4 separate regions of the Homo sapiens genome follow, and regions 2, 3 and 4 are each linked to region 1. The links are chromatin contacts, found by Hi-C or POLR2A ChIA-PET in ENCODE. All regions are on one chromosome and are shown on one strand. Each heading gives the region's core, a stretch centred on a gene start or an enhancer-like site at or near the end of the contact. The rest is flanking DNA. Distances are from core to core; before and after follow the strand shown.

Evidence for each region. Hi-C counts contacts between places; a loop is a spot of excess contacts on that map. ChIA-PET counts read pairs that join two places held with the same protein, here RNA polymerase II (POLR2A). Pooled maps may share reads with other maps.
Region 2: a map with no recorded cell type shows a loop between it and region 1 (7-fold over the local background). The contact joins two enhancer-like sites. A Hi-C loop is called at or near these places in 1 of 37 single-sample maps with no recorded cell type and 2 of 50 pooled maps. POLR2A ChIA-PET finds 5 or more read pairs at or near these places in 1 of 52 experiments (GM12878).
Region 3: a loop to region 1 is called in a map with no recorded cell type, with 19 times the contacts of the local background. The contact joins two enhancer-like sites. A Hi-C loop is called at or near these places in 5 of 37 single-sample maps with no recorded cell type and 4 of 50 pooled maps.
Region 4: a map with no recorded cell type shows a loop between it and region 1 (2.7-fold over the local background). The contact joins two enhancer-like sites. A Hi-C loop is called at or near these places in 2 of 37 single-sample maps with no recorded cell type and 1 of 50 pooled maps. POLR2A ChIA-PET finds 5 or more read pairs at or near these places in 1 of 52 experiments (activated naive CD4-positive, alpha-beta T cell).

The regions. Positions count from the first base shown.
Region 1 is chr2:39,491,214-39,494,534 of GRCh38, forward strand. All of the region lies in intron 3 of MAP4K3-DT (MAP4K3 divergent transcript), which reads left to right. Among named protein-coding and RNA genes, the nearest start is that of MAP4K3-DT, 55 kb to the left of the region's middle. Within about 2 kb of position 1,583, at least 6 of the 41 ENCODE cell types and tissues checked have a DNase peak (open chromatin) inside an H3K27ac peak, as active enhancers do.
Region 2 is chr2:40,279,692-40,282,689 of GRCh38, forward strand. All of the region lies in intron 2 of SLC8A1 (solute carrier family 8 member A1), which reads right to left. Among named protein-coding and RNA genes, the nearest start is that of SLC8A1, 170 kb to the right of the region's middle. Within about 2 kb of position 1,705, at least 11 of the 41 ENCODE cell types and tissues checked have a DNase peak (open chromatin) inside an H3K27ac peak, as active enhancers do.
Region 3 is chr2:38,606,284-38,609,541 of GRCh38, forward strand. No RefSeq gene overlaps it. Among named protein-coding and RNA genes, the nearest start is that of HNRNPLL, 5.0 kb to the left of the region's middle. Within about 2 kb of position 1,613, at least 2 of the 41 ENCODE cell types and tissues checked have a DNase peak (open chromatin) inside an H3K27ac peak, as active enhancers do.
Region 4 is chr2:38,831,096-38,834,382 of GRCh38, forward strand. The region is part of intron 13 of DHX57 (DExH-box helicase 57); the gene reads right to left. Among named protein-coding and RNA genes, the nearest start is that of DHX57, 43 kb to the right of the region's middle. Within about 2 kb of position 1,306, at least 3 of the 41 ENCODE cell types and tissues checked have a DNase peak (open chromatin) inside an H3K27ac peak, as active enhancers do.

The DNA.
Region 1 (3,321 bases), core at 333-2,832:
AAGTACAAAAAACTTTTTTTTTTTCTTTTTTTGAGACAGTCTCATGCTCTGTCCTCCAGGCTGGAGTTCAGTGATCTTGGCTTACTGCAACCTCTGCCTCCTGGGTTCACGCCATTCTCCTGCCTCAGCCTCCTGAGTGGCTGGGACTACAGGTGTGCACCACCACGCCTGGCTAATTTTTTGTATTTTTAGTAGAGACAGGGTTTCACCATGTTAGCCAGGATGGCCTCGATCTCCTGACCTCGTGATCTGCCCGCCTCGGCCTCCCAAAGTGCTGGGATTACAGGCATGAGCCACCGTGCCCAGTGAAAAAGCTTTGATCCTTTGTCTTCAATTGCACCTATGAAAAGGAAGTTTCGTATAAAAGCTGATATAAATGGCTAATAAAGCAGAGAAATAGCTTAAAATTTGACTGTAGACATTTGCTATGTATGATTAATATGTATCAGTTTACAGTTAATTTTAGGAAAACTTAAATTTTATAAATTGCCAAGAAATCACCCATGAAAAACTAATTTTCACTTAGCGGTTTAATTTTTTAACATTAGGATTTTTAAGTTTCGCTAGTCTTATCATCTGGGACACTGGAATTTTGTCTTGTTGGAATTGCTGATTAAACAAAATAATTCTTCAAAAGTGCTTAGCACAATGTTAGGTAAATAGTAAGCACTAAGTAAACATTGGCTTTATTATTATTAGGTGGTCCTATACTATGATTCCTCCTATTTATATCACGTGTGTCTTGCTGCATATTTAAGGACGCTCCCATCTATATGTTTGGACTAGTGCAATAGTAAAGCTGCCAGCTCAGGTGAAGAAAACCATTTAAAAATTTAAAGTTAAGCACATGATGGAAAATTCTTGAATATGTGGTGAGTTAGGTATAAAAAATATAGGGGGATTGTATTGTTGAATACAAAAAAGCCATTAGACTATTTTAAGAATGCTCTCTTCTGTCATTAGGGCTTGGTTATGAATAGTATATCACATGCATGAAAGGAGGTGGTGGCTAGTTTCATTTCCCTAAAACATGTTTCAATGGTAAATTAGAGGCAGCTGTGGTTTACTGACGCATAAACCCAGTGAGGTCTATGATAACTAGTATATATTTACAGTTTGACTCATGGTGCCTGTCAGGCTTTAATCATAGGGGAAGAAGTGATAGTACTTAGACTTCACTGTTTAATCTTCCGTTCATTTGTTTTCCAAGTTTGTTTCAGTCTGTGGGCAGGTTCCCTTTTGATTGCAACATGCAGTCCCTATTTCTGCAGTTTATCTTCATTTGCCATTTTGAGAGGGCTATGAAAGTCCTATGATAAGCTCCTTGTTCTCCAAATCCATGCATATAAGTCTCATCGAGTTGGATGCATTCTAAAGACATTTTGAAATCACATCAACACTTTCAGATCAGCAAGTTATTTCTTAATAAATTACTGTCTTAATGTTAGATGCTATTTTAAAAACACGAAAGAGAGCAGTTTCCAAATATGTGTTACTACTTCCAGGGAATTGTAAACTGGAGTGTTTAATTAAAAGAAGGCCCTAAATTTTTATTATGCTGTCACTGGATATTTGAATAACTAGCTGTAAATGAGTTCTAGTTGTACAAAAGTGATTTTCTAAATCCAGTTGTCCCTATTTCAAAATATAGTTCTAGTTCCTGGGTGAAACTGAAAATGAAATGGCCATGTCTTTATAACTAAAACAAATTAGAGGGTTGCAGCAATAAAATGAACCCACAGAGGGGAAAAAAACCCTTTGAATCAGGTTTTTATTTTCTTCTCCTGAACTGATTGGGTAATTTACTCAACTAATTTTGTCTAGTCATTAGGAAGTTAATACTCCATTCTATAATTTCCTTCCACTCAAGTGAGCAATACTGGTGCATATAATTTGGATTAAGAACATTCCTCTACTCTTACAAATATTTGGATATATGCCTTGAATATGCTTCCTCATTTAGGCCACAGAAATTTATTCAAAGACAAATCAATCAAAGATAATAACATTAACTACTATTTATTAAGCATCTCCTTCATGACAAGACTTTTTCCCATATTGAGATATAATTGACAATTGAAAATTGTACATATTTAAAGTGTACAACATGATGATTTGATATGCATATATATCCATGCATATATATCCATATCCATATCCATGCATATATATGGATATATATGCATATATATGCATATCAAATCATGTCGTACACTTTAAATATGTACATATTTCAATTATGCATATATATGCATATATCCATATCAAATCATATATATATAATATGCATATATATCATATACATATCCATCACCTCACATAGTTACCATTTTCTTTTGTTCTCTCTCTCTTTCTTCCTTCCTTTCTTTCCCTTCTTTTTTATTTTTTGGTGGTGAGAACACTTAAGATCCACCCTCTTAGCAAATTTCAAGTATATAATATAGTGTTGCTAATTGTAGTCACATCGTTGTAGAATACATCTCCAGAATTCATTCATTTGGATAACTGAAACTCTGTAACCCTTTTCCAATATCTCCCCATTCCTCTATCCCTCCAGCTCATGGCAACCAACATTCCACTCTCTGCTGTTCTAAGTTTGACTACTTTAGTTTTTACATATAAGTGAAATCAACACAGTATTTGTTTTTCTGTGTCTCGCTTAGTTTACTTAGCTTAATGTTCTTCAGGTTCATTCATGTTGTAAATGACAGGATTTCCTTTTGTTTTGAAGGCTGCATAATATTCTGTTGTATATGTATACCATATTTTCTTCATCCATTCATCTGTTGATGGACATTTAGGTTGTTTTCATATCTTGGCTATCATGAATAATGCTGCAATGAACGTAAGAGTAGAGATATCTCTTAGAAATCCTGATTTTCCTTTTTTTTTTCAGACAGTCTTGTCACCCAGGCTGAAGTGCAGTGGCATGATCTCGGCTCACTGCAACCTCCGCTTCTTGGGTTCAAGTGATTCTCCTGCCTCAACCTCTGGAGTAACTGGGATTATAGGCATATGTCACCATGCCCGGCTAATTTTCTTATTTTTAATAGAGATGGGGTTTCATCATGTTGGCCAGGCTGGTCTGGAACTCCTGACCTCAGGTGATCTGCCCGCCTCGGCCTCCCACAGTGCTGGGATTACAGGTGTGAGCCACCGTGCCTGGCCTATTTGATCATCTTTTACAGCTTAGGGAATTAAGGTTTAGATGTGGCACAGGACAGAAACATACTTTGAAGATAGGTCTGTTTGACTTCAAAACCTGTGCTCTTTGCCAGGTGCAGTGGCTCACGCCTGTAATCACAGCACTTTGCAAGGCCA
Region 2 (2,998 bases), core at 455-2,954, 790 kb after region 1:
GGAAGAAGTCATTACATCAGCCTTGTAAAGTACACTGGCATGCAAAGTAAAATCTGTTACTAGGGTGAAAAGTTGGTACATTCTGTTTTTTTGAGGGGAGGTGAGCTCTCACGTGCCCCCAACATGCACAGTTCACTAAAAATCTGTAGCTCACCAATCTCCTATTGTATGCATTTGTTATTTAGTCTTCAGCTCTCCTACATTTTCTTTGTTTCTTTATCTATTAAACTTTTAAAAATTGTTCCCTGCCTCTTTTCCATTCTGATTTTAAAAATTCTGATTAATATACAATTGCATCTGTATTGGCAGACCATGTAGATACAGCATTTGTAAATTGCAAGCTATGGAGTACACTGAATACCATATTAAGGAGTTAGTGAAAATGAAAAGAACTTTAAACCCTAGCCTTTTAGATAGATTTCTGCTTTTAAAGATTATCTCTGGATTGCAAAAACAGACATGAATATTGATAGTGTAAACCTGACTAAAATATGACTCTAAAATATGAATGTCTGCCATTATAAAAGAATCTAATGATAAAACCTGAGGAAATAAACACTAAAAAAAAAAAAAAAAAAAAAAGGTTGTTTTCTCTTCCTTAAAAGTCCTGAAATTTAATTTTACCATTCTGTCACAGGATAAAACATCTGTCCTAATGGAAAAGTAACAAAAACCCATTTTCTGAAAAGCCCCACAGATAATTTTTCACATGAGTACATGGAAATATCTATTCCATTTTTGGATAACTATTCTTTCTTGATGTAAAACACTGGTGGTCAAAATATACAAATATCACATTTGCCTTCAATCATAAAACTCTGATAAGCACACAAATTGCAATACCATCATGCTAAATTAACTAATTCATTTATTAATCATTTTCTTTGAAAGCAGAGTGACATTCAGGCACTGGGAATGCTGAAATAAAAGATTGAATCCCTGCCTTCTGGGGTCTTACACTTCAGCAAAGAGGTCACACATCAATAATTAATATATGATGTCACAGATATAAATACAGAAATGAAGTAAAAAGAGACAATGAATCCAGACCAAAAGTTTCAAGAAAGGCTCCTAAGAAGAGGTGACATCTGAATGGAGTCTTTGAAGACCCTGTAACAATAGCCAGGCAAAGGTGCTCTAGGCAGGAAGAATGTTTTGTGCAAAAGCAGAGGTGGGTAAAACATGACTTCAGTTCTCTCAAATAGAATTAATCAATCTCTTTATACAGTAACTCAGCACGTTGTCTGTACTTCTGTTAGCATGAATAGAATGAATTTTTATTGCTTATCTTTCCTGGTGGACTGTAGCCTACTAGAAGCAGGCTGATACATCTTTGTACCTCCCATTTGTCTTGCACTTATAACTTGCCTGCTTAGTTTTGATGGAATGAGCCAATGAATGACAGTAAGATTTCACAAGAGTCACCTGTGAAACATACTTCACCAAAGCACCCATGGTAGCACTTATTAACAAACGGAGTTTACCAGGGATGGGGCAGAAGAAAGTCTTAGCTTTTCAAAGAATTTCATTCCTGAGACATTTTTGTGGTCATGTATTTAAAAAAAAAGGGTTGGGGGGGTGCTCTGAGAAATGTGCTCTCAGATGGCACAGCTGGAATGAGAGAAATGGGAACTGTTTTCCATTTTACATAGTTTCTGGAAAGGGCAATAAGAACAAAAAAAGCAACACTGTTGGTCAGCATTCTCAGTGCCTGAGTTGAAAGGTGCTATAAACAGAGAAAAGTCTCATAGGCCAACTCTATGCAGGCTATGTGCCAAGAATAGCTACAAAGTGGCAAGTTAAATCAGCCAGGGCTTGTGAGCTGTCTCAGGACTTGAGTCCCAACTTGCACTCGTGAAAGTTATGCTGCAAAGGGAGCTACCTTTCCCCAGCACTGCCTGGGGCCTTGGCAAGTCTAATGGAGAATGAGTTTGATTTCAAGCCCTGCTCCCTTCAGGCAACTTACAAAGAAAAGCTGTTAAGTCTGTGGAGCTGGGAATGTCTGGAAAGAGTGAAGACCCATCATTTAAAACTGATTTCTTTTTAAGGAAGTAGAGCAGAGAGCAGTGATTACTTCAACACCCATTCTCAGGGGAATTTCTGTAAGCCGGAATCAGCTAATGATGGTTAATAAAGGTAAATGTTCCCTGATTCTCAGGAAGTGATTCTTCATCCTGGGGCTTTTTGAAGACTCTGTCTTCACTTGAATTTTGGGTGGAATAAAGCCCTCCTGGATTTATCCTAATCTAATACTCAAAGTTGGTAGTTCACAGGAGTCTGTTTATTCTTCTAGAAAAGTATAACAGTGGATTAGCTACTGGCTTCTATCCCTTCAGCACAGCTCCCCCACACAAGAGCGTACCTTTAATGACTGATGCTGGTGTATCAAATTGTGTCCTCTCCTTCTAATAACAAAATAATGAAATACAGTAAAATGCCACTTTTTCTGACTTTTTTTTTCTTCTAGGACATGTATGTTTCTTACCTCATTCAGAGGCATGCTGGGAAATTTAACTAAATCTGAAAGAAAAACATTCTGTAAATCCTTAAGACTGGATTAGTAATAAGGAGTAATTTCTGATCTGGAATAAAATCCAGAATTCAGCTTGCTCACCCCAGACACAAAACACAATAAAAAGAATGGTTGTTACAGTTACTAAACGAAGGATCTTTTCACACTCAGCAAGGGTAAAGACTGTCTCTTCTGTATCTCTGTATTACCCAAGACATTGAGCATCCATCTTACTGATACAAAGGATGTCTAGTTTGAAAGTTTGCCTATGTACATTTGTTTACGCACTCAGGCATATACAGACTGCCAACTTTATTATTACCCAAGATTAAAAATAAAAAATAGACCTTGCTCTCAAGAGATTTCCTTTCCGTTAACTGCAATGCTAAGTGAGATGCATCAGTTTCATTTTTGCACGCTCCTTTGCTCCGTTTAGTACCGAAATAAAAACATGACGTAGCTTTTGGGGCCGGGGAGGAATCTCAT
Region 3 (3,258 bases), core at 363-2,862, 880 kb before region 1:
AAAATTGTAAAAATTAGCCTGGAATGGTGGTGCGTGCCTGTAATCCCAGCCACTCAGGAGGATGAGGTGGGAGGATTGCCTGAGCCCAGGGAGGTCCAGGCTACAGTGAGCCGTGACTGCACCACTACACTCTAGCCTGGGTGTTGGAGTGAAACCCTGTTTCAAAAAAAAGAAAAGAAAAAAAAGGAAACCTGCCCTAGAGCTGCAGTTAATAAATTGAAAAGCCAGGACTGGAACCCAAGCAATCGGGTTCCAGAGCCAGTACTCGTCATCAGAAGACTGATGATTTAATTATTGTGTTATTTATTACCATGGACATACAGATCTAATTTATAGTCACTTATTATATAATGATGCTAATTCATTCACTGATTTCTCCTTTTTATTTATTTCTTTATTTGAGACAGGATCTCACTCTGCTGCCCAGGCTGTGGAGTGCAGTAGCGCAATCATAGCTCACTGTAGCATCTACCTCCTGGGCTCAAGCAATCCTCCCAACCCCAGCCTCCCAAGTAGCTGGGACCACAGGCACATACCACCACACCCAGCTATTTTTTGTTGTTGTTGTTGGTAGAGACGGGAGTCTCACCATATTGCCCAGGCTGGTCTCAAACTCCTGGGCTCAAAAGATCCTCCTGCCTTAGCTTCCCAAAGCATTGGGATCACAGGCATGAGCCACTGAACTCAGCTTCATTCACTAATTTATACCTGGGTTTATGTAGCTATAATCCTGGGAAGGATTGAATACGTTATAGTTTTCATCATTTGCATTTGTATAAGGAAATTCAATTTACTTCCACAGGAAATTACAAATATAATGCACTGTTTTAGTGTTAATTTTTTACTTTTTTTATTTTTATTTTTTTAGACAGGGTCTTGCTCTGTCACCCAGGCTGGAGTGCAGTGGCATGATCTAGGCTCACTGCAACCTCCGCCTCCTGATTCTTGTGCCTCAGGCTCCCAAGTAGCTAGGATTACAGGCTTGTGCCACCATGTCTGGTTAATTTTTGTACTTTTAGTAGAGATGGGGTTTCACCATGTCGGCCAGACTGGTTGTGAACTCCTGGCCTCATGCAATGCACCCACCTCAGCCTCCCAAAGTGCTGGGATTACAGGCATGAGCCACTGTGCCTAGCCTTCAACTTAATTTCTGTAGAAAAAGCCCAGAAATTATGTGAAAAGTGTCACCATTTTCTGATGGATGCATTATTTGAATAACTAAAGATGCAAATTACAAGTTTTTCATACCCAAACTCAATTTCCAATATTGCTGCCATTTCATTGAATATGCAAAACTTTTGTTTCCTGCCTCAACTCCTGTTAAAGTCCAGTAAAACCTTCATGCACATCTTATTGTGAGTCACACTTCCAAAGGATTAGAGCCATAGAGGTGTGTTATGATTAAGACAACATACTTAACATGAAATCCAGCTATTCAGAGACAAATCAGTTAGTTTCTATGAAGTTTTGTTAAATCCAGAGTGCACTATTTCTGACGATGCCACTTGTTTGACAGAGATCACTGAGAAAGAGTACTGTGGCACTGTTGCTGAAACTAGCCCCTTTAATTCAACCTATATTTGCTTAGTAATGGTCAAAAGAAGCCGCAGTTCCAGGAGGATGCACTCTGCAGGAAATGCCTCAAGCACTATTAGCTCAAGATGTAGTCGAGTGTAACCACAGTGGTCTACTCTATCAGCTGTCATGCACAGCTGCTCTGGGAATCCAGCTGCCACAGTGTTTGACCTCTTTAAAAAAAAATTATGATAAATCTGCAAAAATAAAAGATTAACCTTAGAAGTACTCACTCATATACCCGATAATGAGAGGTAAAATTCAGGTTTTTTTTGTTTTTTGAGACAGAGTCTCGCTCTGTCGCTCAGGCTGGAGTCCAGTGGCGCCATCTTGGCTCACTGCAAGCTCCGCCTCCCGGGTTCACGCCATTCTCCTGCCTCAGCCTCCCGAGTAGCTGGGACTACAGGTGCCCGCCACCAAGCCTGGCTAACTTTTTGTATTTTTAGTAGAGACGGGGTTTCACCGTGTCAGCCAGGATGGTCTCGATCTCCTGACTTCGTGATCTGCCCGCCTCAGCCTCCCAAAGTGCTGGGATTACAGGCGTGAGCCACCGCGCCCAGCCAATTCAGGTTCTTGTTATTGGTTACAGCCATTTGACCTCAGTCTTAGAAATAATATTTAAATTATTTTCACTTTTCCCTCTGACTTGTGTGACTTGATATTGCTTTAGACATTTAAAAAATAATTTTAATACATTATAATTTAATAAAGAACGAAATGATAGCATTTCTGTCCACAGTTGAGAGTGAATAGAATTTGCCAAATGAAATTCACCTTGCATATGAAAATATGGATAAAATTAACAAATAATTGCTCATACTTAACAACAAAAAGATATTAAGTGCTCTTGATCATTCCCAATTATTTCACAGAATATTCTATTGTTTTGTTTCTCCTAAAGAAAAATAATTCAATTTTAAGCTCCCAGCTCTTCTTTTCTGTCTCTTTTAATTTGAGCAAATTAAAAATACCTTGGGAAGGGTGCATCTCACCCCATCAAAGAAGTTTCCTTTGTAAGCAAGTTTACTAATTCACTCATCCTTTCCTGATCTTTGATACTGAGACTACTACAAAAAGGACAACGGATGCTAAAGATCACACATGCAGTAGGTTTGTTAGACCTCAGTTTTTTCACCCTCCCTATCTTCAGCTTTCTGAAGCAGGCGATGTCTTTACATTCTGAATATGTTAGGGAACATTTGAATCAATAGGACATATTTTAAACAGAATTGTATCATTGTTTCCCTTGTTGCTATTTACTTTCCAAAACTATTACAGTACTTTCCTCACCCTCACCCCTAAATCCAGAAAATTAATGTCACTGTATTAGTCCATTTTCACACTGCTAATAAAGACATACCCAAGACTGAGAAGAAAAAGAGGTTTAATTGGACTTACAGTTCCACATGGCTGGTGAGGCCTCAGAATCATGGTGGGAGGTGAAAGGCACTTCTTACATGGTGGCAGCAAGAGAAAATGAGGAAGAAGCAAAAGTGGAAACCCCTTATAAACCCATCAGATCTCATGAGACTTATTCAGTATCATAAGAATAGCATGGGGTCAGGCATGGTGCCTCCTGCCAGTAATCCCAGCATTTTGGGAGGCCAAGGCAGACAGATCACATGAGGTCGGGAGTTCAAGACCAGCCTGGCTAACATGGTGAAACCACATCTCTACTAAAAA
Region 4 (3,287 bases), core at 56-2,555, 660 kb before region 1:
TAAAAGATAAGCAAAAAGAAAAATACAAAGGAAAAAAAAAGCCACAACATTAAACAACGATGAAACATACTATTATATATGGATTGAAAAAATTTTTGTCTATATTTTTATGTGCCTCATCTGTCTGGGATATCTTTAATGTTCACAGATATGTCACATATGTCACTGACTTCCTAGTCACTATATCAACTCTGCTTTAAATTTAGGTAATTTTCTTTCTTTATTTCTTTTTTTTTTTTTTTTGAGACGAAGTCTCGCTCTTGTCCCCCAGGCTGCCAGGCTGGAGTGCAATGGAGGGATTTTGGCTTGCTGCAACCTCTGCCTCCTGGGTTCAAGCGATTCTCCTGCCTCAGCCTCCCGACTAGCTGGGATTACAAAATTTAGGTAATTTTCTAACATTTCTTCTTCATTTCTGATTTTTTTGCTATGCTTGATTTTTTTCAGTAATAGTCTTCTCCTTTGGAATGAAATGACATAGGCTGGGCATGGTGGCTCACGCCTGTAATCCCAGCACTTTGGGAGGCCAAAGCGGGCGGATCACCTGAGGTCAGGAGTTCCAGACCAGCCTGGTCAACATAGTGAAACCCTGTCTCTACTAAAAAAACAAAAAAATTAGCCGGGCATGGTGGCGTGCACCTGTAATCCCAGCTACTCGGGAGGCTGAGGCAGGAGAATCACTTGAACCCGGGAGGCGGAGGTTGCAGTGAGCTGAGATCACACCATCGCACTCCAGAGTGAGACTTCATCTCAAAAAAAAAAAAAAAATTACAAAAATTAGCTGGGGGACATGGTGGTGCACACCTGTAGTCCCAGTTACTCAGGAGGCTGAGATAGGAGAATTGCTTCAACCTGGGAGGCAGAGGTTGCAGTGAGCTGAGATCCCACCACTGCACTCCAGCCTGGGCGACAGAGCAAGACTGTCACACACACACGAAAAAGAAACAAGATATACAGTCCAGTGAAGTGATACTGTATTAGCCAACACTCACTACTTGCCAAGTAAAAATAAGGCATTTAAATAATTTTATATGGCTCACAAGTCTCTTTAGACAACCACACAGCGGGCCGGGTGCAGTGGCTCACGCCTGTAGTCCCAGCACTATGGGAGGCCAACACGGGCAGATCATCTGAGTCAGGAATTCAATACCAGCTTGGCCAACACTGTGAAACCCCGTCTCTACTAAAAATACAAAAATTAGCTGGGTGTGGTGGCACATGCCTGTAGTCCCAGCTACACGGGAGGCTGAGGCAGGACAATTGCTTGAACCCAGGAGGCGGAAGTTGCAGAGCCGAGATTGCGCCACTGCACCTCCATTGCCTGGGTGACAGAGACTCTGTCTCAAAAAAAAGAAAAGAAAACCACATAATGATTAAAGTGTAAGCAGAAGAGAGCAGCCATTCTCATTTCTCTTAAGTTCTTTATGATCACATAGATTAATATATATATATATATATATTTTTTTTTTTAGAGACAGAGTCTTGCTCTGTTACCCAGGTTGGAGTGAAGTGGCGCAATCTTGGTTCACTGCAATCTCCACATCCTGGGTTCAAGCAACTCTCCTGCCTCAGCCTCCCAAGTAGCTGGGATTACAGGTGCCCATCACCATGTCTGGCTAATTTTTAGTAGAGATGGGGTTTTGCCATGTTGGCTAGGCTGGTCTCGAACTCCTGACTTTAGGTGATCCACCCACCTCGGCCTCCCAAAGTGCTGGCATTTCAGGCATGAGCTACCATGCCCAACCAACATAAAGTAATTTTTTGATCTATTATTCCATTTAATCATTACATTCATTTATTCATGCAACAAATATTTACTCGGTACCTAAATGCTGTAGGCACTGTTCTAGGGTCTGAGAAATACAGTGGTGAACAAGAAATGTCTATTCTTTTTTTTTTTTTTTTTTTTTCTGAGACGGAGTTTTGCTGTTGTTGCTTGGTGGTGAGCCACTGTGCCTGGCCGAAATCTCTACTCTTAAGGAGCTTATATCCTACTGAAGTATGCAAAACTCCAATTTCAGACAGTGTTAAGTGCTACAATGAAAATGAATTCTTTTATTTTTTTTTGAGGTGGAGTCTTGCTCTTGTAGCCCAGGCTGGAGTGCGGTGGCGCGATCTTGGCTCACTGCAACCTCCGCCTCCTGGGTTCAAGAGATTCTCCTGCCTCAGCCTCCTGTGTAGCTGGGATTACAGGTACCCGCCACCATGCCCAGCTAATTTTTGTATTTTTAGTAGAGATGGTGTTTCTCCATGTTGGCCAGGCTGGTCTCGAACTCCTGACCTCAGGTGATCCGCCTGCCTCGGCCTCCCAAAGTGCTGGGACTACAGGTGTGAGCCACAGCACCCGGCCTATTTTTAGATATTAGGATAGAGTAAGGGGATTGGGGCAAGACAACAGATAGGGTGGTCTGTAGAGGTAAATTGAGGAGAAACCTGAAGAAAATAAAGGATTTAGTTAAGAGAAGATTTGGAGTATTCATTCTAGGGATAAGGGACTGCAAGTGAGGTTAAGAAGGCTACCGGGATGGGAAGACAGTGAGTAAAGTAGTGATTGCTCTGTGTTTAGTACAGTAGTAGTAATAGTGTTTAACTATAATAAGTGTTCAGTTGATCCTTGAACAACATAGGTTTGCACTGCATGGGTCTACTCATTGGCAATTTTCTTTCAATGAATATATTGGAAAATTTTTGGAGATTTGTGACAATTTGAAAAAAACTAGCACACAAACTGCATAGCCTAGAAATATGAAAAAAAATTAAGAAAGAGATATGTCATGAATGCATAAGACATATATAGATACTAGCCTATTTTATTATTTATATCATAAAATACACACAAACCTATTATAAAAGGTTAAAATAATCAAAACTCACACACACATACTTATGGACCATACCTGGCGCCATTTGCATCTAGAGAAATGTGAACAAATGTAAAAATGCAGTATTAAATCAGGCCGGGCATGGTGGCTCATGCCTGTAATCCCAGCACTTTGGGAGGCTGAGGTGGGTAGATCACCTGAGGTTGGGAGTTCGAGACCAGCCTGACCAACACGGTGAAACTCCATCTCTACTAAAAAAATACAAAATTAGCCGGGTGTGGTGGCGCATGCCTGTAATCCCAGCTACTTGGGAGGCTGAGGCAGGAGAATTGCTTGAACCTGGGAAGCGGAGGTTGCGGTGAGCCGAGATCACACCATTGCACTCCAGCCTGGTCAACAAGAGCAAAACTCCATCTCAAAAAAAAAAAAAAAAAAAAGTGGTATTAAATCAAAACTGCATACAATGAA